Regions from separate parts of the Homo sapiens genome. Here all the other regions are linked to region 1. A link is a contact called in ENCODE Hi-C or POLR2A ChIA-PET data. All regions are on one chromosome and are shown on one strand. Each heading gives the region's core, a stretch centred on a gene start or an enhancer-like site at or near the end of the contact. The rest is flanking DNA. Distances are from core to core; before and after follow the strand shown.

The links. Hi-C counts contacts between places; a loop is a spot of excess contacts on that map. ChIA-PET counts read pairs that join two places held with the same protein, here RNA polymerase II (POLR2A). Pooled maps may share reads with other maps.
Region 2: a loop to region 1 is called in a map of CD8-positive, alpha-beta T cell, with 23 times the contacts of the local background. The contact joins the promoter of CDKN3 here to the promoter of TMEM260 in region 1. A Hi-C loop is called at or near these places in 2 of 168 maps with a recorded cell type or tissue (CD4-positive, alpha-beta T cell and CD8-positive, alpha-beta T cell) and 8 of 50 pooled maps.
Region 3: a map of CD8-positive, alpha-beta T cell shows a loop between it and region 1 (6-fold over the local background). The contact joins the promoter of GMFB here to the promoter of TMEM260 in region 1. A Hi-C loop is called at or near these places in 1 of 168 maps with a recorded cell type or tissue (CD8-positive, alpha-beta T cell) and 6 of 50 pooled maps. POLR2A ChIA-PET finds 5 or more read pairs at or near these places in 2 of 52 experiments (CD4-positive, alpha-beta T cell and activated T-cell).

What each region holds. Positions count from the first base shown.
Region 1 is chr14:56,578,101-56,581,679 of GRCh38, forward strand. TMEM260 (transmembrane protein 260) reads left to right here and starts at 1,698. Exons shown (of 16, transcript NM_017799.4): 1 at 1,698-1,974. The coding sequence starts at 1,815. RefSeq lists a silencer at 1,766-1,985.
Region 2 is chr14:54,395,239-54,398,817 of GRCh38, forward strand. It overlaps CDKN3 (cyclin dependent kinase inhibitor 3), which reads left to right and starts at 1,769. Exons shown (of 8, transcript NM_005192.4): 1 at 1,769-1,839. The coding sequence starts at 1,831.
Region 3 is chr14:54,487,103-54,490,681 of GRCh38, forward strand. GMFB (glia maturation factor beta) reads right to left here and starts at 1,878. Exons shown (of 7, transcript NM_004124.3): 1 at 1,823-1,878. The coding sequence starts at 1,825. RefSeq lists a silencer at 1,561-1,960.

The DNA of each region.
Region 1 (3,579 bases), core at 448-2,947:
TTCTTTCAGCAAAGAAATAGAAGACAGCCTATCTTAACTATCTATTGCTGATAACTAACAAATTAGCCTGCATTTATCAACTTAAAACAACATTTATTATCTCGCGGTTTCTATAGGACAGCAGTCTGGATGAGGCTTAGTTAGGTCCTCTGCTTCAGGGTCATCCACAGGCTGCAATCCAAGTCTTGACAGGAGTTATAGTTATCTCAAGGCTTATGTGGGGGAAGGATCCACTTCCTAGCTCCCTCACATGGTGTTGCCTAGATTCAGTTCCTCTAAGGTTGTTGGACTGAAGGTCTCAGTTTCTTGCCAGCTGTTGGCTAGAGGCGGCTCTCAGTTTCTTCCCATGTGGACCTTTCCACAGGGCAGCCTACACCATGGTAGGTGGCTTCATCAGAGAGAACAAGTGAGAGGACAAGAGGGAGTGCCAGCAAGATGAAAGTTAGTCTTTCATAACCTAATCTTGAAAGTGACATCCATCACTTTTGCCTTATTGTATTGATAGAAGCCAATCCTTAGGTTAAGCTCACACATAAGGCGAGCAGCTTATACAGGAAGTGAGTGAGGAGGCAGGGTTATCTGGGAATCCATTTTAGAAGCACTCTACCACACAGCCCCTCTCCTCCAGGAACTCACAGTACAGCTGAGAAATTACCTGGAAAAGGCTGGAAATTGTATAAGTACCTGGAAAAGACTAAGGTGTGCTGGCCCCATGACCGTCAAGGTAGGTATATGTTACTCTATAGTTTAGTCACTGTGTCTCTATCAAATTGCGCGTAACACGTTTGAGATTGTCACTGGTTTTCAGTGTGTCTTTGAGATACATTTTATGCGGGTTGCTCTCCTCCCCGCCCACTCCAGGATAATTGCTTTAATAATAAAACATAAGCTTAAAAAGCTTAACTGCGCTGTTATGTAGTTGTCCTTATTAACGGCTCCGATTCTTTTTTTTTGCGTTACAGCTCATTGTAAAATATGGTGATTCAATTTCATTTTCCACTTTGCTGTGTTGAAAGCTCCAGCAAAACACTCCTCTTCATTAAACTAGGAGACACCTTTATCATGGTTTGAGTTATCTGCATGAATACAGGAACTCAAATTTCCCGACTCATCTACAGAGTTTTCATTATGCTATGGAATGAAAAAAAAAAAAAAAGACGCACTAGCATATTCTAATCTCTCTAAAAATTACTCAGTGATTTAATAAGTAGCACACAGACTTATTGTAATTAGTCATAGTAACGTAGTAAATCGTAATAAATACATAATTGTGATTAATGTATTTATTGGCTTACTTTGCACATACGGTAAATACACCACCCTTTTTTTTTTTTTAGCACAGGTAGGGGCTCCTGGCTGATCGTGGCCCTTTTGTGCAGTTCCACCCCGCACCGTAGGGGGCAGGAGCAGCCCTTCCTCGCTCGCGGTTTTCGACGCTGCTTTGGTCTCTGTCAGACCCAACCAAGTCAGTATAAAAGGGGGGAATAGCCATGGAGAAGGTAGGCCTGTGGCCGGGCTTGCTTTTTAAAGGGAATGCTCTCCTGGTGATTAGGAACCTTAAATCACATTATAAGTAGGTGAACGCCAATGCGTGGTGCACTGCGGGAAAACTCGCAGGGCCTGGCTCAAGGGAGGCCTGGCATTTTCTCCTCCCCGCGCTCAGGCGGAGAAAGGTGCGGTCCAACCCGCGGAGGCTCGACCCGGAAGCCGCCGTGGCCGCCGCACAAGCTGCGCTCGTCTCTCGGCTGGGGAGCTCCGTGTCGCACCGGGTTCTTGGGCTGGCCGTGTCCTTCTCCCTCGGTCGCCACTGGCCCATGAGTCCCCATGGCGACGGCAGGGGCCAGGCCCAGGGGCGGGCAGTCCGAGTGGGGCTGCGGCGCTCCGGGGGCATCCGCGGCGGCGTGGCGGTGTTCGCCGCCGTGGCCGCAGTGTTCACCTTCACCCTGCCCCCTTCGGTACCGGGGGGAGACTCCGGTAAAGTACTCGCAGGGTTGCCCCTTCTGTCCCTCTCCCCTGGTCCCAGAACGGGCAGGGTCTGCGTCTGGCCCCTGCTCTTGGCATTCGGTCTGGTCAGCTCTGGGCCTCCATCCACCCCCCTGTGCACAGCGCACTATTGTGTGTTCCAGAGCCCACTTCTGTTTCCATTCCTGTCGTTGTGGTTTCTTTAGTTCTCAGGTTTTCGAGATGGGGCGTATTGTTGGTTTCGCCTGGTGGGGCTTATCGACCTCTCCACTTCCCCAGATCTTTTATCCTGGTCCTGAGTATTTACTTTCAGTCTTTTTTAGTCCACAGATATTATTCACGGTGTCCTTATTATGTTTCAAACAAAAGAACAGTAGTGGCGAACAGATAATTGCTAGTGTTCCAGTGCGGTTAGACAATACACAAGTTAATGAATAAACAGCATATTCACTGGTGATAAGTTATGGAGACAGTAGGAGGGAAATATGATTGAGAGTGGGGGTAAGTAGTGGGTCCTTCCGAATGACTATTCAGGAAAGACCTCTGAAGAGGTGGTGTTTTAGTTGAAACCTGAATATTGAGAAGGAACTAGCCATGCAGAATATTTGCAGGAGAACTCTTAAAAAGGTGGAAGCCAGGTGCGGCTGTTTCTATGAAAAAGAAAAGCATGACTCATTGGCCCTTAAATCACACTAATTGTTTTGTATTTGATGCAAGAAACAAGATCCATGTTTTGTTTTTGGATTCAATAATGCCATATCATGGCCAGTAATTTTGTCAGAATAGTGCTGTAATTTCAGGTGGTGAACCTATGGACTGAAGAAGCAGTTTTTGCTGCATGACTAGTGATCCCCAAATTGAGCAGCTTAAACAGCAAACGTTTATCGTCTCCCGTTTTTGTAAATCAGGAGTCTGGGTGCCGTTTAAGCTAGATGCTCGTACTCAGAAAAAGGTTGCTGTCATGGTGTGCGATGGGGCTGCGGTCTTCTCAAGGCTCAATTTGGGGAGAAACGCAATCTAGTTCTTTGCTATGTGGGTCTCCATAAGTTAACTGACTTCTGTCAAGAAAAAGATGAAGGACACCTCTCTGTCTGACAGCTCTGTCATTTTGTAACCTAATACTGTAAGTGATATACCACTTCTGCATTTTATTCCTGGAACTTCGTCAGTAAACCCAACCCATATTCAAGGGGGAAGGATTACACAGGTGAGAATATCAGGACTTGGGGATTAGTGGGGATCATATTTAGGGCTGCCTACCACGTTGAAGATCTTTGATGTTACATCTTCAAATTGTTACCTTTCTTCTTTCAGGTCCTGTTGCACAAGTAGGGATAGTGTTTCATTCGTGTAGTAGGGAGTTTCTGTACAGTGTTACCAAGATTGGTATTTCATAATGGAAGTAACTTTATAGTTGTGAGTTTTGGTGCTGGAGAGCATTATTCAGAGGTTAGGTAGTTCTGTTACTTGTAAAAAAATAAAAAGATTGACAGCTACTTATGGTTGGTTGAGTGTGAAGGATGGGAGTGAGATTTATAATAACTGACGTTTGTTGGGCACTTACTATGTGCCAGGCACTGTTCCAAGTGCTTTATATGGGTTGTTGTTTTAACCCTC
Region 2 (3,579 bases), core at 519-3,018, 2.2 Mb before region 1:
GGTCACCATATTGAACAGCACAGATCTAAAAGGATTTCCCGAGTATGGAAAATCTCTGTGGGTGTCTAGGATGGTTAATTTTGTGCATCAGCTTGACTGGGCCATGGTGCCCAGTTATTTGGACAAACATTATTCTGGATGTTTCTGTGAAAGTGTTTTTGGATGAGATTTGCATTAAATTGGGAAACGTTGAGTAAAGCAGACTGCCATCCATAATATGGATGGGCCTCATCCAATCAGTTGACGAGCTGAATACAACAAAAGGCTGACCCTGCCCTGTGCAAGGGGTAATTCTGCCAGTAGACAGCCTTCAGACTTTACATGCAATATTGGCTCTTCTTTGTTCTACAACAGCTTTTGGACTCGAAGTACAGCCTTTCCTGAGTCTCCAGCGCACTGGCCTCCCCCCATCAGATTTTGGACTCTCCAAGCTTCCACAAGCACAGGAGCCAATTCCTTAAAATAAATCTGTTTCTATATCCATATATACACATCCTATTCATTCTTTATCTCTGGGCAACCATGACTAGCTAATACAGTCTCTAAATCAAACTGTGGTACCTTCTTTACTAAGGAATTCCTTCTAATAGCTCTATACCCATTGGCTTTCACAACATGAATCAGGGGTTGAAATTTCTGCATATTTTTCTCAGATCTGCTCCAGGCGACTTCCTTTCCCATGGCTAGTTAAATGGGGACTGGAGAAGGCGGAGAAATACTCACATTTTTAAAAGATTACAGCTAATTATGTAGACACACTGGCCCTTAGACCTATCTTACCTGGCATTTTATAATTTCCCTTTCACACAATATAATTTAATTCATATTTGGGGGACAGGAATATTGATCTACACTGTAACTTGTCTAGTTTCTGGAACGATAAACTAAAACTTCAAGCATATAAAATATGTTTATACTCTAAATTTTTAGTTTTTTCCCTAGTATTTGTATGTCTAGATATAATTACAAAGTCTATGTGATGTTTTTCATGTGACGATCCAATACAGTGCTTCCCTGAGCCCTTAAAAAATAAAAAATAAAAATACAACTTAAAGAAACAAAAACTCCCTACCGTAGCCGCTACAAGGGAGGCTAAGGCGGGAGGATTGCTTGAGGACAGGAGTTCGAGGCCAGCCTGGGCAACATAGTAAGACTTCCGTCACAAACACAAAAACTCCCAACCCGGGTTCGAGACCAGCCTGACCAACATGGAGAAACCCCGTCTCTACAAAAAATACAAAAATTAGTCAGGCTTGGTGGCACATCCTTGTAATCCCAGCTACTCGGGAGGGTGAGGCGGAGACTCGCTTGAATCCGGGAGGCGGAGGTGGCGGTGAGCCGAGATCGCGCCATTGCACTCCAGCCTGGGCAACAAGAGCGAACTCCGTCTCAAGAAAAAAAAAAAAATCACCTCCCAACCGTATGGACCACGCTGACATCCTGCCATCAAGAAGCAAAGCTTTCCAGCGTCCCCCAAGCGCTAGGGCCGCCTTCTGACTCTTCCGCCCCGCCTCCGCCCCCTGCACTCTCCCAACTGGCGGGAGGAGGGCGCCCTCCCAGCCAATCAACGTCCCACAGGGCCCGCCTCCCGCGCGTCTTTCAAAGGTCTTCTAGGAACCAGTCAGCGATTAGAGGCCGAGTCTTCGGCCACCCAAAGGCGGAGTAAGAAACCAGAAGCGGATCTGATTGGTTGCTGGAAGACGCCGCGCCCACCTCACAGAAGGACGAACCAGTGAGCTAAGCTGCGGGGCGCGGGCTCGGCCGGGGCACCGGTGAGTCGCCGGCGCTGCAGAGGGAGGCGGCACTGGTCTCGACGTGGGGCGGCCAGCGATGAAGCCGGTGAGTCGGACGTGCTGGGGTTTGGAGGAGCGAGGCGGCAGGGACGCAAGCGGTCCCGGGGACCCGATCCTGGGCCGGAGGGCAGCCCTAGCCTGGTAGCAGTGCGACTGGCGCCGTAACCGTTCTGCGGGTCGGGGAGGTGACTCGCACGGGCCCAGCACGGGCACGAGAGACGAAGGAGCAGGGTCGGTGGCCGACGAAGGAAAGACGGACATTCGCTGTGCACCTGCTGTGGGCTGTCACCTGTCCCCTGCGGGGTCTCATAAGCCTCCCAGCCGCCCAGCCAAAGAGGGCCGAGCCTCGTTGTACCGAGGAAACCGAGCCGAAGAGCTTGAGTGTCAGCGATGAGTGGGCGCGATACCCCAGCCCCGAAGGGTGGCCGGGCGCTACCTGCGCCCACAGGGCCTGGGGAAACCTTGAGTACGAATGCCACGCCGCGGCTTGTGGGCGACACCACCGCTGTCACCATGCCCCAGGGCCACCTGGCAATGCTGCTCTTTTCCCGTGACGTTCAGAATCACAGGGCCTGGGGAAGCAGAAACGTCCAGCTCTGTTAGGATTAATAAACCTGGTGAATGGGCCACACAAATTTGAAATATGAATCATCAAAGTTGCTTTAAAGAAAAAACAGATGCAGGCAAGGAGCTGAAGATCCCCCACCTAACCCATATTTCCTACTGCCCGGCTTGACAACCTACTGGAAGCCTTTCCTTTGGGTGCAGTTGATTATAATACTTCAGATAGAGCCAAAGCAACAGAAATCCATAGCCTAGGGCCGGGTGGTGTCTCGCGCCTGTAATCCCAACACTTTGGGAGGCCAAGGCGGGCGGATCACTTGAGGCCAGGAGTTGGAGACAAGCCTAGCCAACACGGTGAAACCCCGTCTCTACTAAAAATACAAACATTAGCTGAGCGTGGTAGTGCACGCCTGTAGTCCCAGCTACTCGGGAGGCTGAGCCACGCAAATAGCTTGAACCCAAGAGGCAGAGGTTGCAGTGAGCGGATATCACGCCACTGCCCTCCAGCCTGGGCGACAGAGCAAAACCCTATCTCAAGATAAAAGAAAGAAAGAAAAAAAAGTCCGTAGCCTAAATTAGCCGTCCTGTGATCTTCTAGTACCAAGACCGTTGTAGAATATAGCTTCAGAGCTAGAAAGAGCATTAGGTGCTTACAATTGCTAATCCCTATGTTGCCATGTGGAGGGACATCAGCTGTCCTTCACTCCTGGCCTCTTTCTCCACCTGTCCCCATTGAGTTATCTGATCCCCGAGTTTGGAAGGAACTGAACACCAGTATCTCAACTTTTTCTTTCCTTCTTTCTTGGGATCTACCTGCCTGCCTGCAGAAGGTGCTTTCTGGTCCACTCTCTGGCACACAGGAGCCCCAGACTGTCCATGGCCACCTGTGACTGGGTGGATACATTTGTCTAATTCTGGGGTGAACAAGGGGCAAGCCCACGTGGCAACAGCTTTAAGCTGCATACTCCATTTGATATACAATAATAAAACTCCATTTCTTTATCTTTCAATTGGTTTCAACTAGGGAGTGAGAAAAGGGTATGGGTTTTGTTCTGTTTTGTTTTTGTTTTTCTTTTTCTTTTGATTCCTTAAAATTTCAACAAGGAGTGTAGAAGTCTTCCATGTCAAAATGCTGCAGGATTAAGTTCCAACTGCTTAGATCAGCATACGAAGTCTATCTCAATCTCTCTAGTCTAGTGATTCATAAAGTTGGAGGCAGGTT
Region 3 (3,579 bases), core at 628-3,127, 2.1 Mb before region 1:
TATAGATCTGGGGTCAGGCGCGGTAGCTCACGTCTGTAATCTCAACACTTTGGGAGGCCGGGGCAGGTGGATCACTTGAGGTCAGGAGATCGAGACCATCCTGGCTAACATGGTGAAACCCCGTCTCTACTAAAAATACAAAATTAGGGCCGGGCGCGGTGGCTCACGCCTGTAATCCCAGCACTTTGGGAGGCCGAGGCAGGTGGATCACGAGGTCAGGAGATCGAGACCATCCTGGCTAACACGGTGAAACCCCGTCTGTACTAAAAATACAAAAACAAAATTAGCCGGGTGTGGTGGCGGGAGCCTGTAGTCCCAGCTACTCGGGAGGCTGAGGCGGGAGAACGAACGGCGTGAACCAGGGAGGCGGAGCTTGCAGTGAGCGGAGATCGCGCCACTGCACTCCAACCAACGCGACAGAGCGAGACTCCATCTCAAAACAAACAAACAAAAAAACAAAATTAGCCGGGCGTGGTGGCACATGCCTGTAATCCCAGCTACTTGGGAGGCTGAGGCAGGAGAACTGCTTGAACCTGGGAGGCGGAGGTTGCAATGGGCCGAGATCCCGCCATTGCACTCCAGCCTGGGCCACAAGAGTGAAACTCCGACTCAAAGAAAAAAAAGTACATACAGATCTGGATTGGATCTCAGAAGCAAGGTCTTCTGAGCTGTAAATTCACAAGTCATCTGAATATAGATGGTAACTGAAGCCATAGTTTAGGATGAAGAATACAGAATGGAAAATGAAGGATTAGGATGAAACCTGGGACTCCTTCGAGCATTGTCCAGGGAAAGGAGAATAGTCTGAAAGGGAAACAGATGGACCAATAGGAGAAGTAGGAGGAGCTCTGTATCCCAGAAGCCAAAGGGGAAGAATGAAGGAAGAGAATGCTTCAAAAACAAGAGAGTATAACACTCTGGAATGCAGCTAAAAGGTCAGAGAAGACGAAAACTGAAAAGAATCCATTCGATTCAGTGACCATGACAAGATCTATTCGATGAAAGTGGGCTGAGAATTGAGTGGATGGTCACAGAGAGCAGTGTTTTGTTGTTTCTAATGAAATTTACCCATATTTTAAAACCTAATGGGATGGATCCAAAAGATCCTTGATGGCGATTTATTTAATTTTCCACTTTATTTTTATGCTTGGGGTCCATCCCATGTAAGAACAGAAGCCACAGCCCCCAGAACCAACAAAACTAAAGTTATTGACAATTACTTTAAGGCCCAGTGCCAAAGCTTTGGGTCGAAAGGTTTCCAACTGCCATAGGAAAGCAAAGATAAGGAGAAATCCTCTGTAGGAAGCTAGGGAAAGGAGCAGAGAGAAAGAAGCTAAGGTGAGGCCGAGAGAATTCAATCGGAATTCGAGTCCTCCCCCAAAACGCCGCCAGGTGGAAGATGCTCGGGGCCCACCAACCCCTGGAACCTGGCCACGGCCCTGGCAGGGAAAGCAGGAATTGAGGGAGCCCTCCGATGGGGCAGACCCCTTTCCCTCCAACCTACAGCTCAGAAGCTGAAGCCCTCCAACCAGAAGGACCTGGCGTGGGGCCTCCCCAACCCCCCTGCTCGTGGCCGCACCCTAGTCCCATGGCCCGCTGGGCGGGTCCACCCCGGGCCCAGCTGGAAGATGCTGCCCTGAGGCGTGGTGGCGGCGGCAGAGGCCAAGTACTCTAGCTATGGGCACTGGCCAGCTGCTGGGAGCGGAAGCGGCCGCCGAGCCCTCCTGGGCGCTGCCCGCCGCCGCCGGCTCCGGAAACCGGGAAAACCCGGCTGGCCGGCTCGCCCAGCCCTCCGGCCCCCGCCCTCCCAGCGGCAACTCACCATTTTCCTTCCGGCCGTCAGCGGCCTGTCGCCTACACTCGGGCGCCTTTAAGAATGGCACGGCGGCCGCCTCCCTTCCTGCCCCGGCGCCTGGCCCAGTCGCCCCCACCTATCAACGCGGCCTCAGCGGGCCGGCACGTGATGGCGGACGGCAAAAGGCGCGGCTCAAAATTAGACAGAATGCGATCGCCTGATTTTTTTTTTTTTTTTTTTTTTTTTTTTTTTCTTTTCCCTGCTCCCTCTAGAGGAGGACGCTCTGCCTGGCTGCAAGTGAGAAACAAACCCAAGGTGCATACTTAAAAGTCATGCCAGTTCTCCGGACCTTTTTCGCAGTCTTCAAGCTCTGAGAGCATGTTAATGGTGACATCAATGTTTTCAATGGTAAATGTGTGTACTGACCGCAGCCTACCTTCCAAATTTGATCTCCCTCAAATCTAGGCACACCTCCTTTCCTCCCACCCTCTCCAGAACCCCACTTCTGACCACGGCTGCCTTCCAGGACTTGGTTAATCAATCTCTCTCTCTCTCTCTCTCTCTTTCTCTCTCTCTCCCTCCCCCTTTCCCTCTCTCTCTTACACACATTTCTTCTCTCTCACACACACACACATTTCTTCTCTCTTCTCTCACACACACACATTTCTTCTCTCTCTCTCTCGTCTCGCTCTGTTGCCCAGGCTGGAATGCAGTAGCACGATTATAGCTCACAGCAGCCTCAAACTCCTGGGTTCAAGCAATCCTCCTACCTCAGCCTCCCCAGTAGCTGGGACTACAGCCGTGTGCCACCACACACCCGGCTAATTTTTAAATTTTTTTGTAGAGATAGAGTCTCCCTATATTGCCCAAGCTGGTCTTGAACTCCTGGCCACAAACAGTCTTCCTGTGTGCCTCCCAAAGCGCTGGGATCACAGGCGTCAGCCACCATGCCCAGCCTCTTTTCTCCATACAAGTTATTTATTGAAGTATGAATGAATGATGATTGGTGTTTCAATGAGCACTCTTATGGGCCACTGCCTAAGTAAACATCAAGAAGTCTCTGTACCAGATGCAGACTTAGTGGAACAAGTCCAGTTTTGAATGCATGAAGAAAGTGGTTTGGGAGAAGTAAAGTTTAGGCTCTAGGATTCAACAGGTACCTTCAATAAAACAAACTGCCTGGGGCAGTACCTCATTTTGTTATGACCATGGGTTCTTGGTCTCTCAATGCAAATTGACCTGAGGCCAAAAGAGTTTCTCCAGGCAAGGCTTCATTGGAGCTTATGCCGGAGCATAAGGGAGGCAGCATAAGAGAATGAGAGAATTCCCTGACTGACTCTCCTAAAAGAGCACAACAAATTAGGGGTAGTTTATGCAGGTCAGCATTATCTGTTTGCCAGGGTTGTCTTGAGTAATGGGCCACCCAATGGTCTGGTTTGCGGCAACAAGGCTGTGAATCAATTGTTCAACATTCCTCTCCAAGGTGGGACACTCTCAACCTTGGTTATCTCCTAAGGCCAGTCATTGGAATTCTTTAAATAAAAGGACTATTAGCAGTAAGGTAGTGGTGTGGGTTTGTCATGAGTGGAAATGCATGAAAAAAATGCTCTAGTGTGGGTGAGCTGAAGCCAAGCCCCATTTCTACTGTTTTTCATTTCCCCTTATAAGATTTTACCTTCCTTATTCTTAAGGAGAAAGGGCCAAAGATCTTATCTTCTAAAGCTACTTCCTGCTGAACAGGGTTGTCATCCCTGCTTAACCCCGGGGGGCATGGAAATCTCTCA